3 separate regions of the Homo sapiens genome follow, and regions 1 and 2 are each linked to region 3. The links are chromatin contacts, found by Hi-C or POLR2A ChIA-PET in ENCODE. All regions are on one chromosome and are shown on one strand. The core of a region is the stretch at or near the end of the contact, and the rest is flanking DNA. Distances in the headings are between cores, read along the strand shown.

Evidence for each region. Hi-C counts contacts between places; a loop is a spot of excess contacts on that map. ChIA-PET counts read pairs that join two places held with the same protein, here RNA polymerase II (POLR2A). Pooled maps may share reads with other maps.
Region 1: a pooled map shows a loop between it and region 3 (4-fold over the local background). The contact joins two enhancer-like sites. A Hi-C loop is called at or near these places in 2 of 37 single-sample maps with no recorded cell type and 3 of 50 pooled maps.
Region 2: a loop to region 3 is called in a pooled map, with 4 times the contacts of the local background. The contact joins two enhancer-like sites. A Hi-C loop is called at or near these places in 1 of 37 single-sample maps with no recorded cell type and 2 of 50 pooled maps. POLR2A ChIA-PET finds 5 or more read pairs at or near these places in 2 of 52 experiments (A673 and B cell).

What each region holds. Positions count from the first base shown.
Region 1 is chr11:110,371,799-110,375,520 of GRCh38, forward strand. The region is part of intron 2 of LINC02732 (long intergenic non-protein coding RNA 2732); the gene reads left to right. LOC107984385 (a long non-coding RNA gene) reads right to left here. Exons shown (of 2, transcript XR_007062885.1): 2 at 1-371. Among named protein-coding and RNA genes, the nearest start is that of LINC02732, 19 kb to the left of the region's middle. Within about 2 kb of position 1,778, at least 3 of the 41 ENCODE cell types and tissues checked have a DNase peak (open chromatin) inside an H3K27ac peak, as active enhancers do.
Region 2 is chr11:110,191,823-110,195,913 of GRCh38, forward strand. It overlaps a transcript of RDX not described here. Among named protein-coding and RNA genes, the nearest start is that of ZC3H12C, 100 kb to the left of the region's middle. RefSeq lists an enhancer at 1,094-1,203. Within about 2 kb of position 2,734, at least 6 of the 41 ENCODE cell types and tissues checked have a DNase peak (open chromatin) inside an H3K27ac peak, as active enhancers do.
Region 3 is chr11:111,175,157-111,179,157 of GRCh38, forward strand. No RefSeq gene overlaps it. Among named protein-coding and RNA genes, the nearest start is that of POU2AF2, 69 kb to the right of the region's middle. RefSeq lists an enhancer at 2,747-2,816. Within about 2 kb of position 2,460, at least 4 of the 41 ENCODE cell types and tissues checked have a DNase peak (open chromatin) inside an H3K27ac peak, as active enhancers do.

The sequences.
Region 1 (3,722 bases), core at 528-3,027, 800 kb before region 3:
AACAGAAATTTATTCTTTCACAGTTCTGGGGTCCAGAAATCTAAACTCAGTTTCATTAGGCCTAAATCAAGGTGTTGGCAGGGCCTCTTTCGGCTTCTGGTGGCTGCTGGCATTCCTTGGCTTGTGACTCCATCACTCCAGTTTCTGCATGATCACAATTTCCTCCTCCTCTTCTGTTGGTACCAAATCTCCTTCAGCCTCTCTCCTATAAGGACACTTGTGATTGTATTTAGGGCCCACCCAGATAATTCAGGATAACCATCCAAAGATCCTTGACTTAATTACATCTGCCACGTACTTGCCACATAAAGTAACATTCACAGATTCTGGAGATTAGGATGTAGACACATCTTTGGGAGCCATTATTTAGCCTACGACAGGGAGAGAAGATGAAAGCATATGGTCAGTCTACAATATTTAATGGGGGTTCTTTCCGTGTTTTCCTCTAGTGCCTTGCAATTTCCTTTTAGCATTTCAATCTTTGATCTAATTGGAATCTATTTCAGAATGGAGCTTCCTTGTTATCCCAAATGCCAATTTTTAATTTTATTATTTTATTTTATTTTTTTGAGATGGAATCTTGCTCTGTCACCCAGGCTGGGGTACGGTGGCACAATCTCAGCTCACTGCAACATCCACTTCCCGGGTTCAAGTGATTCTCCTGCCTTAGCCTCCTGAGTAGCGGAGATTACAGATGCCCACATCCAAGGTGGCTAATTTTTTTTTCTTTTTTGTATTTTCAGTAGAGATGGGGTTTTGCCATGTTGGCCAGGCTGGTCTTGAATTCCTGACCTCAAGTGATCCGCCCATCTCGGCCTCCCAAAGTGCTGGGAGTACAGACATGAGCCACCATGCCCGGTTGCCAATTTTAAAATATTTTGTCTTTTCTCCCTGGATATGAAATAAAAGTGATTAGGTCTTAAGATAAAAAAATTAAAACACATTTATTTTCCTGTAACATGCAAAAATGCAAAAAAAAAAAAAAAGAAAGTAAAATAAAATAGATATAATTTTGGAGAAATTGCCTTTGCTCACTGTGGATTCTGGAGGGTGTGAGTGATGGACAGGTCCATCTGTGCATGGAGAATGGAAAGCCCCTTCTCCAGGATCACCCTTTACCTTAGGAGAACACCTCAGCTCCAGGCACCAAGCAGGAGTATCATAGGCACTTAGCTTTACTCCTATAGACAAATAAGAGTGGGGAGACTATGTGGTAAGGAATGATACCCTTACACTCTTTCCAGCCCTTCCCAGTCTTACAAGGAGTGACACACTTGGTGGCCTTCAAGCCTGTCACTGCAATTCATGCAGTGGGTGGTAAGAGGACAAAGCACGCTAGGTCCCTGATCCGACCTCCCAGGGATGACAGGTCTGGCTACTCCTCAAACTGAACCTGAAAGAATGCAAATGGTTCAAGTTTTCACCCTGATTCTGGCACACCCCGAGGCAAAAATAGCCATTTGCCTTCATACGAGCTTCTGTGTAGGCTGTGAATAAGGAGGTTTCTATCTCAGCTTTCTTTTTGCTCATTTAAAGACAACTGAGAGTACGACAGGGTAATTGTTTTGTTTTAAAGCACTGTAATTTAGTTCCTTTCTGGACCTTCTATGTATGAGTCATTTTCTGTAGCAGTACTAAGAGATGCAAATAGAAAAACATTATTTCTGAAAGCTTGAGATTTCAAGCTGGGCCTTTTATTCACATTCTCTTGCTAGTTTTAGTTTTACTTGTGACATTCATGTTATTAGAAGAATGACACAATTTCAATCACATTTTTGTCCCATGTACTAATGTAGCAAACAATTTCACAACCTTCCCTTTCTTTTACATGTGAGTCATTATCATTTGGTTTTGTTCTCCTTTACTCCTGAACTCACTATCTCCTGATCACATGTATACACATTTCTCTGATATCCTAGATCTTTATGGGTGATCAAGATTTTTGTATATTCTGTTTTGTTGCTTTCATACCCGCTAGTATCCTTTTTAAGTTTGACTCTTTTATACTTTGGGAGATGCCAAACAAATACTTCAGGAGAAAGGAGGCAGTGTGTTGAAAGGAAGTTGACAAAGCAAGAAGAAAAGAAGAAGAAGATATAAGGAGGAAACGTAGTGGCTCTTAAACAAAGATCTTGCATCTTTTCCTTCTTTAATTTTTTTTTTTTTTTTTTTTTTTTTTGGTTTGAGACAGAGTGTCACTCTGTCATCCAGGCTGGAGTACGGTGGTGCAACCTTGGCTCACTGCAACCTCCACCTGCTGGGTTCAAGCGATTCTCCTGCTTCAGCCTCCTGAGTAGCTGGGACTACAGGCGCAGGTTACCACGCCTGGCTAATTTTTGTATTTTTAGTGGAGGTGGGTTTCACCATGTGGGCCAGGCTGGTCTCGAACTCCTGACCTCAAATGATCCACCCACCTCGGCCTCCCAAAGTGCTGGGATTACAAAACAGAATTGCTTGAACCCAGGAGGGAGAGGTTGCAGTGAGCTGAGATGGCGCCACTGCACTCTAGCCTGGGCAACAGAGCGAGACTCCATCTCAAAAACAAACAAACAAACAAACCAAACCCAACTTTGAACCCAGAATCAGAAAGCAGATTTAATTTGGAACTCTATAGAATGTCTGCACATGAACAGATGCCATAGCCGTAACAAAAATTAGGGCCACAGCCACTTTTCTTGCATCTCCTCCTTCCTCCTTTTTTCTTTGGCTTTCTTGTATAAACCTTAGCATAAGGCATGGTTGCTTGGTTTACAAAATATTTGTTTATGAAAGTTGCAAAGGTGAGAAGAGGGATTTCAGAATCAGAAAGACTGGGTTTCAAATTTTGGCTTTGCTCTGTGACCTTTGGCAAATTATATAACTTCATTAAGCTTCAGCTTTTCCCTAGTAAATATTTGACTGATGAGAGGTAAATGAGAAAATGTGTATAAAAATCTTAGTATAGTGCTTAGCATTTCAAGCAACCCAGAATATCAACTAATTTGTTAAATGAATATTTCTTGAATATTTACTGTATGCTGAACTGTCTGCCAGGTTGAGGCTGCTGTGGTGAATTGGACAGGAAAGATTCCTGGCCTTGTGGAGCTTGCATTCTGGTGGGAAAAACAGACAATAAACATGTAAACAAATCAATAAAATAACCAGATGGTGAGAAGCCCTGAAAGAAATAAAAAAAAAAGTGTGTTATTAAGAACAGCAGGGAGGATCTGTGTCCTATGCTGGGGAAGTCAGGGAAGATTTCACAGCAGCCTGAAGAATGAGAAAGAGCCAGCTGTACTATGAGCTGTTTAAGACAGAGGAAATTGGGTCACTGGCTTAGAGAGAGATTGGGTTCTACTCACTGTCAGAGGCCAGCAGTGCAAGGTTCCTCCTTATCTTCTTATGGCCTGTGTCCTTCTATAGCCCTGGCCACTGAGAATTGGCTCAGACTGTGACTGTGACTTGCTGTCCTCAACTTCCTTATCCAACTGAAATTGGATGGTCCATCATAGTCACCCTCTTGAATAGATCCCAAACTCCCTTGTCCTTTTAATTGTACTTTAAACTCACTTGGCCAAACTCCAACCCTGGTTAAATCCAGCTCTCTGCCCTACTCCATGTCTTTGCCCATTGAGTATGGTGGAAGAATAGCCCACAATCTCATTGGCTGGTTCTATGGTCTGAATGTTGGTATGCTTTCCAAAATCATAGGCTGAAACTTAATCCTCAATGTCATAGCATGG
Region 2 (4,091 bases), core at 1,484-3,983, 980 kb before region 3:
TCCAGCCTGGGTGACAGAGGAGACTCTGTCTCAAAATAAAACAAAAATTAAAATAAATCATAGATGATCCAAACAAAGCGAAAAACATTCCATGCTTATGGATAGGAAGAATCAATATTATTAAAATGGCCATACTGCCCAAAGCCATTTACAGATTCAATACTATCCCTATCAAACTACCAAGGTCATTTTTCACAGAATTAGAAAAAGCTATTCTAAAATTCATATTGATCCAAGAAAGAGCCCAAATAGCCAGAGCAATCCAAAGCAAAAAGAACAAAACCAGAGGCATCACGTAACCCAACTTCAAACTATACTGTAAGGCTGCCATAACCAAAACAGCATGATATGAGCATAGAAACAGACACACAGACCAATGGAACACAGTAGAGAACCCAGAAATAAAGCTACACACCTACAACCATCTGATTTTTGACAAAGTTGACAAAAATAAGCCGTGGGGAAAGGACTCCCTATTTAATAAATGGTGTTGGGATAACTGGCTATGCATATGCAAAAGAATGAAACTAGACCACTACCTTTCACCATATACAAAAAGTGACTCAAGCTGGATTAAAGATTTAAATGTAAGACCTCAAATTATAAAAATTCTAGAAGAAAACCTGGCCCTAGCAAAGAATTTATGGCTAAGTCCTCAAAAGCAATTGCAGCAAAAGCAAAAATTGACAAGTGGAACCTAATTTAACTAAAGAGCTTCTGCACAGCAAGAGAAACTATCAATAGAGTAAGCAGACAATCTGCAGAATGGGAGAAAATATTCTCAAACTATGCTTCTCACAAAGGTTTAATATTCAGAGTCTCTGAAAAATTTAAATCATTCAAGAAGCAAAAAACAAATAACTCCATTAAAAAGTAGGCAGAGGACATGAACAGACACTTCTCAAAAGAAGATACAAGCAACGACAAACATATGAAAAAATGTTCCGCATCACTAATTACCAGAGAAATGCAAATCAAAACCACAATGAGATACCATCTCACAGTAGGCTGAGTGGTTAGTATTGAAAAGTCAAAAAAAAAAACAGCAGATGCTGGTGAGGTGTGGAGAAAGAGAATTCTTATACACTGTTGGTGGGAATATAAATTAGTTCAGCCACTGTGGAAAGCAGTTTGGAGATTTCTCAAAGAACTTAAAACAGAACTATCATTTGACCCAGTAATCCCATCACTGGGTATATATTCAAAAGAAAAGAAATCACTCTACCAGAGAGACACATGCACTTACATGTTCACCACAGCAGTACGCCCAATAGCAAAGATACGGAATCAACCTAGGTGCCCATCAACAGTGGACTGGATAAAGAAAATATGGTACATATACACCATGGAATACTATGCAGCCATAAAAAAGAATGAGATCATGTCCTTTACAGCAACATGAATGCAGCTGGAGGCCATTATCCTAAGCAAATTAACATAGGAACAGAAAACCAAATACCACATATTTTCACTTATAAGTGGGAGCTAAACATTGAGTACACGTGGACATTAAGATGGGAACAACAGACACTGGGGACCACTAGAGACGGGAGAGAGGGTTGGGGGCAGGGGTTGAAAAACCACCCATTGGGTAGTATGCTCACTACCCGGGTGACAGGATCATTCATACCCCAAACCTCAGCATCATGCAATAAATTCATGTAACAAACCTACACATGTACACCCTACATCTAAAATAAATCTTGAAATTACAAAACAAAATAGAATAAACTATTTTCTCCTCTCAACTGCACATTTTTGCCATCTAATGACCTTCCTCTTTAACATGAAAATTATGCTACTCCTTTCCCTCTTCCAAAGAAGACACTCTAAGAACAAAAAGAACCTTAGAAATCATTTAGTCCAAACACCTCATTTTACAGCAGAGGAATCGGAGGCCCTGAGAGTTGGAGTGATGTGTCCAAATTCCAACTACTAATTAGTGGCAGAGCCGCAGCAAATGCCCAGGTTTTAACACCCACAGGCTGAAAACTCTCAATCCTTCACAGCTTCATTAACCAAACTTTTGATTATACAGCATTATCTCTAATTGGGATTCTCTCTTACTGCATTATAAACCGAAGCAATTGGTAATTTGTCCCATACATTTTATAATAACGTCCCTTCATATCACCAGTCCTGGCTAGAAAAACCCATATGTAGAAAAGGTTTTTGCCCAGTGCATTGCACAGGAATTAGCTGTTGAAGGCAGCGGCCCACGCTGTGCCCTCTTTATCTTTTGACCTGGAGCCTCAGGTTCCCTGATATATCTATTAAAAGGTGAGAGTAAGAACAGATGTGGCACAACTCTTCAGAGTTACTTGTTCAATGTTTTAAAGAGCTTGACAGATGATTTCCTCAATTCTCTTCCAGGCTGTATTTTTTAATACACAAAAAGTAATCTTGCAAGAGCTGTTTGCCCCTGCCATAGGGTAACAATAGGCTGGAGTGCAGTGGCGCAATCCTGACACACAGTAACCTCCGCCTTCCGGGTTCAAGCGATTCTCCTGCCTCGGTCTCCCGAGCAGCTGGGACTACAGGCACCTGCCACCACACCCAGCTAATTTATGTATTTTTAGTAGAGACGGGGTTTTGCCATGTTGGCCAGGCTGGTCTGGAACTCCTGACCTCAACTGATCCGCCCACCTCAGCCTCCCAAAGTGCTGGGATTACAGGGGTGAGTCACTGCACCCAGCCGGATATTACAACTTTTCGTTTCTTGCATTCCCAGGTCTTATGACTGAATGATTTTATGCCAACTTCCACTTATAATCAAGGAGAGGACTGAGAAACCATAATTTGATAAGAAACCACAACTATGTGGTTATCCTTTAAGTTATAAAAGTGCCTGATAACCAAAGATTTCACATAAATTACAAGAGACCACTTTGGGAATAAATATTCCTTGATATTAGACAAACAATATTGTATCTGCCTAGTGTCCCCTGTAGGAGGAGGTTGTCTCTAAAATAACTAGACTTAATATCCTTGAAAAACATCAGTGACAGATGGAAAATCCTATGTCATGTTGGCATATTTTGTGGGGTTTTTCAGAAAATCTTTAAGGGGTAACTTCGTGCCCAGCAGATACCTGTCAAATAATCACAGCACAACATGCTCTTGAAGGCTGTAAGAGTGACTTTTTTGGTTGTTTTTTGTTTTGTTTTGTTTTGTTTTGTTTTGTTTGAGACAGGATCTCGCTTTGTCGTCCAGGCTGGAGCGCAGTGGTGCGATCTCAGCTCACTGCAACCTCCACCTCCCGGGTTCAAGCGATTCTCCTGCCTCAGCCTCCCGAGTAGCTGGGATTACAGGCACACACCACCATGCCCAGGGGGGTTTCACCAAGTTGGCCAGGATGGTCTCGCTCTCTTGACCTCGTGACCCATCCACCTCAGCCTCCCAAAGTGCTGGGATTACAGACGTGAGCCACCGTGCCCAGCCAGAGTGACTGTTAATGCAGCTGACTCATGTCACAAACTGTCACCCAATCCTCTAAGCTTCGGTCCTTGGACATTCAAAACACCTCAAAGTGCCAGGACTAGTGCCATCTTATGAATTAATAATGCTGCTTCACATCCCAGCTCTGCCACTGAACTCTCCTCAACCCTCTTTCTCCAAACACTGGCCAGGTCCGAAGTAACTGAAATCAGAGAAGATGGGAACCTGAGATGGGGCAGGCAAGCAATATTCACCGCCTACCACCAGGATGCAGAATCAAGTGCGCAGTAAGGCTCAGGCTGATGTTAGAATATATTTATTGCTACATTTATATACAATTATACAAACAGCCCAGACAGGAAAGAAATGTTGCATCGATTTCTGCAGATTCCACCAACATGTGCACAGAAATGGAGCTGTTCACCACTGAGTTTGCTCTTGGATTGAAGCCAAATATAAGTCACATACATTTTTTGAAAAAGTGGGAAATTCTTGGAAATCCTGTCCATAGATTCTTCCTTACAAGCTAGTCATGCAGAAAAAAGTGGGTTCTCATAAGCTGATGCCTTCCAGCATGTTTGGGGGATAGAGTCCTGAAGATGGGGTGCAGTAGATGCTGGCTTGGGACTGCAGGGTGCTGTGCGAAGTCCCAA
Region 3 (4,001 bases), core at 1,210-3,709:
AGCAGGGATACACCTCAGGCCGTGTGCTCAGGGTAGCAGCTCAGGGCAGTTTTGCAGTCATATTTATACCGACTTTTAATTACATGTAGATTAAGGGGTGGTTTATGCAGAAATTTCTAGGGAAATTTCTTTTGGGTTGTTGGGTCATTGCCTTGGAAAGAGGTGGTAATTCCTGAGTGTTGCCATGGCAATGGTAAACTGACATGGCACACTGGTGGGCATGTATTATGGAAAGCTGCTTCCTCCCAGTCCATTTTAACTAGTCCTCAATTTGGTCTGGTGTCTGAGCCCCGTCTCTGGAATCGAGTCCTGTCTCCGCCTCCTACCCCAACAGAGTAAGACTTTCTCAGCCTCCTGCACCACCCCACCTATTAGCCAAAGAGAGGAAATCCCTGATAACCATTACACTGCCCTATTTATGTCTTTAAGATAGAGTAAGGAGTTACAGGTACATAGTGTCTTGTATTTATTAATAACAACCATATCATTATGACAGAAAGCATGATGAGCAATAGCGAAAGTGTGTTTTTAAAAAAGCAACACCATGGATATCTGATCAAAACTTTGTTTTGTGAGCAATATAATTTAATACATGCTATTAGTATATAGTATGGGCTGTAGAAAAAATAGAATGCAGTATTTACCAATGTGCTTATGAAATCTATGGAAATTGGTATTTCTTGTTTTTCTCGGGGGTCAGCATGATGTCACAGAAAGTGCACAGTTATTTAGAGGCCAAAAGCCTAGATGTGTAAATCATGTTTGCCTGACTTAGCAGCTGTGTGGCCTTGTGGACCTTCCTTCAACCCCTCTCAGCTTCCATTTCTCCTCTGGAATATGGGAGTCATAACTGCTACACGGAACAGTTTTGAAAATGAAATGAGAAAACACATAAAGAACCCAGGTCAGGACATTGGCTCATAGCAGCCATTCAGTGCGTGTTGGTTTCCTTATTCCCTTCACCTTTCTGGATTAGGTCACATCCAGTGCTTCCCACATGCCAAGGCCAGTCTGAATGTCTGGCTCTCAAACTTTTGGGGATCCAGATGCTTTGTGCCTCTAATTAAGGTTATAGATCATCTCCCCTAACAAGTTCATGTGCATATAACATTTTGCAGGCAATTTCTCACAGACTCCCTAGTATTCACTTATGGACCCACTTGGGGTCCACAAATCCAGGTTAAGAATGCTGGACCTAAAGAATCTTGGGACAGTAAAGGACTGTGGTGTGTATGAAAGATTTGCTCACCAACTATAAAGAAACTAGAGGTCCTAATCATCTCCAAGACACTATCTGGCAAGTTATATATTTCTGAAGCCTGAATTGACATGTACAGGTCCATCTTGTGGCACTAGTAATAGCATTCTCACACACACACACATATGCATACACACACATGCACACACACATGCTGGCACACACACACATCAAGTATCAATTTGCGATCACTAGTTTACATGGAAACTAGGAGCTTCATTGGAATAAAAGCTTGAACAATAGCCAGTACTATGGTTCGGACATCTCAGATATTCATGATCGAGTAGGAGTCAAAGATGCAATGGAAACCACAGTGAAGAAAGGAACCGAAAAGAAAATTCACCAAGCAGAGGAAATCAGCAACAAGTCCTGGCAGGTCACAAAGAGAGAGTTTCAGGTGGTGACCTATGCTTAAAGCCTTTGTTAAATCTAGCTGTCTGGGCGGCATGTGTGATCCTGGAGAGAAAGGAGCCTATGTAACAATGGAAAGAGCTGTTCCACCAAACCCTGCAATGCCTTATGACCATGTGATCCACTGCAGTTCATCCTGCCCCAATTAAGTGCAACACAGAAGAAAAAGCATTTTCCTTCCCCATTCCATGGAGGGGCTGATGGCAGTGGTGGCCTGGATGAATCAGGAGGGATCTGGGCATAACTGGGGACAGAGGCCCATGCAGAAAGCTGGAACCAGAGAAGGGGCACTAATTGGCATGACAGAGGACAAAATAAGAGTAACCTGGACCCACAGGCACAAGTAAGAACCCTTAAGGGATGCCCAGAATACTTGAGAGAAGGTGTTTAATATCATTAAAAGCTCAGATTGTGTCTGTGGGTGTATGTGTGTGCATGCACACACAAGGGCATGTACATATGTATGTATATATGAAAGTTATAAGTGAGAGGTGGTGTCTTAGTCCATTGTGTGCTGCTGTAACAAAATATTACATATGTGGTAATTTATAAAGAAAAGAAATTTATTTCTGACAGGTCTGTAGGCTAGGAAGTGCAAGGTTGAGTGAGTGGCCTGAATCTGGTGAGGGCCTTCCTGCTGCATCATCCTGTGGTGGAAAGCAAAAGGGGAAGAGAGTGCAAAAAAACAAGAGACAGCAAGAGAAGGCTGAATTCCCCTTTATAACAAATCTACTCTTGCAATAACAAGCCCACTTCCTCAATAATAACATTAATCCATCCATAAGGGCTAATTAGGGCTAATGACTTAATCAGTTCTTAAAGCTCCCATCTCTCAACATTGTTGTGTTGGGGATTAAGTTTCCAACACATGAAATCTGGGGGGTATATTCAAACCACAGCAGGTCACAAGTCCTCCCTGCTTCATAGGCTCCTTCTCTGGACCAAACCCTTCTTCCTGTTTTTATTCTTGCCTGCACACCTGGTCCAAGATGCTTAAGATAACAGGCTCTGGGGCCAGAGTGCTAGGCTTTAATCCTGACTCTACTACATAACACGGTCACTTTAGACTATTGTTTTAACCTTTCTGTGCCTCAGTGTTTGAGTATTAATGTTAGTATAACCCTATTCACACAAACCTGCTCCTGCTCTTTTTTTTTTTTTTTTTTTTTTTTTGAGATGGAGTCTCACTCTGTCACCCAGGCTAGGGTGCAGTGGTAAGATCTCAGCTCACTGCAACGTCCGCCTCCTGGGTTCAAGCAATTTTCCTGCCTCAGCCTCCTGAGTAGCTGGGACTACAGGCACGCACCACTACACCCAGCTAATTTTTGTATTTTTAGTAGAGATAGGGTTTCACCATGTTGGCCAGGATGGTCTCACTCTCCTGACCTCGTGATCAGCCCGTCTTAGCCTCCAAAAGTGCTGGGATTACAGGTGTGAGCCACCGCGCCCAGCCACAAATCTGCTTTTAATATTTAGGGGCATTCTAGCAATATATACAAGGGAAAATGTTCACTGCTGTATTACAGGTGTGATACAGTTTGGATGTTTTCCCCTTTAAATCTCATGTTAAATTGTGATCCCCAGTGTTGGAGGTGGGACCTGGCGGGAGGTGATTTGCTCATGGGGCAGATTTCTCATGAATGATTTAGCACCATCCTCTTGGCACTGTCCTCAAGATAGCGAGTTGAGTTCTGGAGATCTGGCTGTTTAAAAGTGTGTGACCCCTCCCCGCCCCCTCTCTTGCTGTCTGTCTTGCCATGTGAGATGTCTGCTGCCCCTTTGCCTTCTGTCATGACTGTAAGCTTCCTGAGGCCCCCCCAGGAGCTGATACTGGTGCTATGCTTCCAGTACATCCTGCAGAACCATGAGCCAATTAAACCTCTTTTCTTATAAACTGCCCAGCCTCAGGTATTCCTTTATAGCAATGCAAGAACAACCTAACGTAAGGCGCCCAAATCATTTTCTCCATGAATTAATCCCTCTCATCCTCTACTCATCCCAAGTGCCCTTTCTCAGAGAGTCTGCATCAAGAATTCCTATCGAGTAGTCAGTGAGCAGGGCAGTTATACCCATCTGTTTAGCCACAGCTAACTGAACCAAGAGTGGACACCTAGCCCAAGCATCAGATCCCCTTCCACAATTCTGAATGGAGATCCAGAGAGCTGGGTCAGAATGTGAACATGCACCTAGAATGATTTAAAGCTACAGTCAGGTCAAGTAAATGCAAAGAAGAAAGGGTCATTTTGAGAAAAAATATAGACAATAATTAGACAGAGAGAGGAGCAGAAATGTGAGACCACACAGCTCATAAGAGGGAGAGGGGAGAGGAAGC